Regions from separate parts of the Homo sapiens genome. Here region 1 is linked to region 2. The links are chromatin contacts, found by Hi-C or POLR2A ChIA-PET in ENCODE. All regions are on one chromosome and are shown on one strand. The core of a region is the stretch at or near the end of the contact, and the rest is flanking DNA. Distances in the headings are between cores, read along the strand shown.

Region 1 (2,788 bases), core at 172-2,671, 260 kb after region 2:
AAACTCAATAAGAAATGTATTAAAAGTTTTAAAACCTTGATTGGGGGATATATTTTTAATAATTAAGAGGAAGAGTTATATTTTTATTAGATGGAAAAATTCAACATAAAGATGCCAAGGCTCCTCAAACTTACTGAAATAATTCTGTCTAAAGATCCAACGGGACGTTTCTTGAAGGTCATTAGAATGAACACTGACGAATTGCTAAGCTTAGTGCTTATCTTATTAAAAACATTCAAAACTATAAACAGGAAAACTAGCAAAATGCAAATGTTCTTAGGGATCAGCCTCGTCAGATATCAGAACCTATTGTAAAAACTGAAACTGTGTTTGATGTAAATATAAAAATATAAAGAAAAAGAAAATAATGAAATCCCCTGAAACAGACCCTGTTATATACATATGTGTCACATTTTATAGATGGCCTCATAGTTCACAAAGTTTTCCACTTGCATTATCTTTTATGCTTCAGAATCATGCTAGGAATCAAGTCGTATTATTACCCTCAGTCTTAGTTCTGAAGAAACTGACACTCAGAAGTGGCTTGACCAACATAATAAAACTAAGATAAACCCAGACTTGAACCTAGATTTTCTGACTTCTCTTACCAGGCATCTTTTCACTACATCAATCTCACAATACATTGGAGAATATACTTTTTTTAACCATACTGAAATTAGGGGAAAAAATGTTTCGACCTGCCCTTACACCATGTACTCCTGCTAACAATAAACAAACAAAATCCTGTAGTTGTTTGATGAAACATAGAGATATGACACTGAACTAGGGTCTGTGTCTGTGGTTGTCCCTCACTGAGTCCACTCACAAAGTACGAAGCTACAATGCTTCCTATTCACCTCCTCCCACCCCCACCCCCACCCTATCACCCCCATCCACCCCAGATGAATTACTTATTGTCACTAAGACGTAGCAGTGCCCAAAGTGAAATTGAAACTCTCCAGCAAATTACTGTTAAAAGAAAGTATAGTCAGTCTGTTTCTGGGGAGGGGTTGGATAATTAGAGAGCAACTAATTAGGAGCATACAGTTAAGAGTAAGGACAAACAGAAAGAAGAAAAGGAGTAAGCAACTCATACATAGTGCAGACCCACTATGTGGGAAAACCACTCATCTCTGACATTGTAGCAAAAAAGCAGCTGTCAACAATAAACATAAATGCTAGCCTTAGCTGAATGGGCACAGCTGTGTTCCAATAAAACTTTATTTCCATAACAGGCAGCAGGCAGACTATACATTGATGACTCCTGTACTAAGCAATTTAAGATAGTTTTTCCATTCAATTATCCTAAAAAAAAAACCCCTTTAGATAAGAAATCAGAGGTTACTCAACATGACCACCTGACATTAAGATGGATACAAGTATTTGCCTCAGTAAGTGGCAGAGCTGAAATCTGAACTCAGGTCTTGTGACTCCCAAGCTGGGAAGCTGGAAAGTGTGTAGTCTTCTGATAGGGCAGCCTCCTGTGACTCAGAGGTTTAACTGGATTTTATGGGTGTGAAGTCTCAGCAGGTAGAAGAGGCCTGAACAGGCTGCATCTAATGAACTAGACATGTGTTGCACTGAACCAGGCTGGGAGTACGTGGGTGATCTCTGTTGCAATCATTTAACAAAGTAGGGAGGTATAGACATGCCCATTCACCTCAGACACACCCCTCGCCTCCGAGACATCAAATCCGCTCCTCCTAACACACAGCAGGGTGCAGTTGTGGTCAGAAGTGAGTGGGAGAAGGAGGGTAGGCAGATGGGTGGCTGTTTATGGAAACCAGGAAATCCCAAAAAATAAAGTCATCTAGAGCAATTCAGGCAACTTCTTTGAGTCCAAGCTTTCCTTTCTGTGGAATAGAAATGTCTGTCCTCTTTCTTTTCTTTTTTTTTAGCAAGATGTCAGAATAATACAATAGGAAAAAAAAAAAAAACTCTGTGTAAAGTTCATTGGGCACCTCAGGGATACATGTCATTTGATGACATAGTCTCATTGTCACCTGACGCCCCATGACTTCAGCTGGCTCCAGAGTCTGCATGTAGCTTTCTGTGGGGAACTCTGCCATCTTTACATTTAACACATCTCTGCTGACAGACCAGCACTATTGAGCTGGTGCTTTGACAACCACGTCGACAAGAGACCAGGAGAGATGCCATGTAAAGGTGAAAGGACAGTGACTAAGGGGAGCAAATGAGCTTTTAAACGAGCCTGACACCATCCAGCTAGTTTTCATACTCCCTCCTGTGAAAAATCTTGACATATTGGTACATTGCTATGAGTTATTTATTTATATCGGTGTATAGTGGCCTAATATTATTTGCTCTTGCAGAGTGTTATCTAGGACTACAAACTTATTTTATTTTAAGCTCAATGACATTTCATCAACAGTTAACACAGCGTGAGTAGCTAAAAGTCACTTCAGGACAGTACATGAGGCCTCTCAGATGTTGTTGCTTTATTGCTTGACTGGATAGTTCTCTGGCTTTCTCTACTTTTGATGGTTTCTGTTTTTACCCAGCTTTGTCTGTTTTGAGCTGTATTTTTTCAGTCCATTATTACATATTATATTATTTATTTCACCACAAGATTTATTTATTATCTGCAGTAATGAAAACTAATTTGTTTCATTTGCCCATGTTAGCTATGCCTAAAAGGGAAAACAATTCTCTCTTGGTCATACAGAGAGGGGTAGAATGGAAAGGAGATGGGTACAGTCACTGAGGAGTCTCTAAGAGGATTCCATCCTGGAGAACCCCTGCTCTGGGCTTGGAGAACTGGGCTCAA
Region 2 (2,700 bases), core at 77-2,576:
CTGTAAGTGGAAAATGAGCTACAAATAATAAATTATTTATCAATTCCACTGAACTCTGCTTTTTATGAGACTTCTTTCCATTACCCCAGCATTCCCAACTCCATATACAACCACAGATTATAGCTGGTACGCACCTTCTTCCCCCTAGGACATGCAGGTTACACTTTCAGACTACTGCCTGTTGGATTCAAATTATAGTTGTTTTTGCACTTAAGAATTCTTGTTACCAAGCTTGCCTAGTTGATCGTCTAGTTGACTAGGAGATAAATATTTCTAGAAGATGACACACAAAGAACTTGCAACTTCTAAATAGGGAGAACACAGAAGAGAAAGTAGAATCACCCAATATAAAGTATAGAGTCATTTTGTGCCAGGGCAAGCAACCCGGCAGTCTGGAGTCATCCCTGAATTTATATTATATTGTAAAAATGGATGCTCAAAAAGGTTGTAAAGTGGGCAATATATATATTTAGACCAGTCTTAAGCAAAAATTTCATTTCTAAATATGTAAGCTTAAGTCTTTTAGCATATTCACTTATGTAAACCATCTCATTTCCTTATGGCAGATAGATTAGACTTACCACCCTCTTGTCTGAACATTTCAGTACAGTGCAATTTGTCCTTCACCTAAAATGTTCAATGTGATATCTTTTTGTAAGTCAGGGAGTGGAATAATGAGCCTTCTTCTAGGTAATATTGCCAAGCTATCTTATCCTTCCTCACTCAGAGAAATTTCCAGGTAAATGATTTTGGTTATCAGAATGAAATTACTCATCTAGTCCCAGAGCTACTGAAGACACAGGGAGTAGGAGGCAGGTCTTCAGACTCCAGGGGCTGTGTTTTCCCCACTACACATGTGGTTTCTTCTCAGTCAGCTTTGAGCTGCCGTGTTGCCCAGCTCACTTGCCTGTTCGGGAGATGTGGCAGCTGATGCTTAACACTTCAAAACCATTTTCCCGGCCCCTGCAGCACCTACTGTTCTCTTCACCTTGAGTTTTATGAGAGCAAGAACTTGATCACTCAGCTTCCCTTCCAAACCCGCTGTTACACTCCTGACACCTGTTTCCTGTTCAGGGACATGAGAAATGTCTGTGTCCATGCAGCAAATTCAGTCACACTAGCCACGGTTTCTAAAGTAAACATTTATTGGAAAGTTTCTTGTCAGATTCATTTGATTAGGGATAGAGGTTATTCACCACCGTATCCACTTCTGTAAGTCCAAAGAATGCAAAGAAAGCTTGACTACTGCTGTGTCCCATGTGACAAATGTGTTTTACTGCTGTTTCCTGTGAATGACACCACTTCTCTCGGGGAATCGCTGAGCTCGGGATGCTGAGGCGACACCACCAGCTGGGTTCTCTACCTTCCTCCTTACTGGTGATGCTCTTTCCTGGAAGTCGTGTGTGGCAGAGATTTTAGTACTTTTCTTTTCAGTTCTGAGAATTTTCCCTGGGGCTTTCATCTCCCTCTCTTCTCTGGGTCTGAAGCTGCTTGTATTTCCATCTAGTTTTTTGTACTCTCCACAGCCAGCTGGATTTCCTGGCTTCCGGTTACCCATTTCCTCCCCACTCCAACCACCTCCTGTCATTTTACTGCCCCCTACCCCTCACCTAAATTATTCCCTCTGATCTTTACCCTTCCTCCTTCACAGACTGCTTCAAAGATCCTTTCCCAATAGGTTCCTATTAAACACCATCCCAGAACAAACTGCCTCCTTCTCTCGCCAAATAAACCGCTTTCAATAAGCCTCTCCCAACCCCCTAAACAAATAACATCTTGTAATCTCTATCATTCTAAAATATTGCTTTTCATAATCTCCAACAATTGGCTCCCTTTTTCCCCTTGAAGAAATAAACTCAGTGACCCTTATTTGGGCATTGAGCTGCCTCAATGAAACTATAAAATACACACATACGCACACACACACACAACTTCCCAAACGAAGATAACCTAATACAACCTTTTGCTTTCCCTTTCTCCAAGAAAGAAAACTTTCACGAAGTATGTAAGTACCCACTTGCGTCTTTCGAAGATTTTTTTCCCCAGTGAAACAAGCTAAGGAGAAATACAGTAAAGTATTCCAAGGCCAAACACATTCTACTGTTTATTACACATATTACATTCTTAAATAAAAATGCGTCACATAACATTTTTTGCATAGATATCTTACAATATACCAATTTAAAAAAGAATTATGAAACAGACCAGTAACAAAAATAAATTTTTTCTTCATTAATAATTTTGTAACATTAACATACCACCATCATATAATACAAATAATAGTTTTAAATCTTAAGACTTTTGTACAGCAAAAAAACTTGACAAAGTAATATATTTATATATATATATATATAAAAAGCTTAAAAAAAATAAAATGTCAAAAAAAGGCATAACCGAGGGCTATAAGACTGGGTACTTCTGTGATATATTATAAATACCAGAGAAGGCCTGAGAGAATGTGACGGGGGGAGGCGGGGAAGGAGACGGGGCTGGGAGTAGGTCTCTCCAAACACACTTGTTAGACACATCTGGCAAAAAGAAAATGTATAGTGCAAAAATAAATTTATTCAAGCAACTGTTAAGAGGATAATAGAGATTTGAAAGAAAAGTTTCAGTGGCTGGGAAGTTGTGTGGGAGTAGGAAGTGGGAGAAGGAGCTTGACGCGGGGGCGGGTGGGGGCTTGTGGAAAGGAAGGGGAGG

Evidence for each region. Hi-C counts contacts between places; a loop is a spot of excess contacts on that map. ChIA-PET counts read pairs that join two places held with the same protein, here RNA polymerase II (POLR2A). Pooled maps may share reads with other maps.
Region 1: a loop to region 2 is called in a pooled map, with 5 times the contacts of the local background. The contact joins two enhancer-like sites. A Hi-C loop is called at or near these places in 1 of 168 maps with a recorded cell type or tissue (endothelial cell of umbilical vein), 1 of 37 single-sample maps with no recorded cell type and 9 of 50 pooled maps. POLR2A ChIA-PET finds 5 or more read pairs at or near these places in 2 of 52 experiments (activated T-cell and naive thymus-derived CD8-positive, alpha-beta T cell).

Annotation. Positions count from the first base shown.
Region 1 is chr2:207,336,415-207,339,202 of GRCh38, forward strand. The region is part of intron 1 of LOC105373851 (a long non-coding RNA gene); the gene reads left to right. Among named protein-coding and RNA genes, the nearest start is that of MIR1302-4, 68 kb to the left of the region's middle. Within about 2 kb of position 1,422, at least 4 of the 41 ENCODE cell types and tissues checked have a DNase peak (open chromatin) inside an H3K27ac peak, as active enhancers do.
Region 2 is chr2:207,073,010-207,075,709 of GRCh38, forward strand. KLF7 (KLF transcription factor 7) reads right to left here. Exons shown (of 4, transcript NM_003709.4): 4 at 1,128-2,700. Among named protein-coding and RNA genes, the nearest start is that of MIR2355, 36 kb to the right of the region's middle. Within about 2 kb of position 1,327, at least 7 of the 41 ENCODE cell types and tissues checked have a DNase peak (open chromatin) inside an H3K27ac peak, as active enhancers do.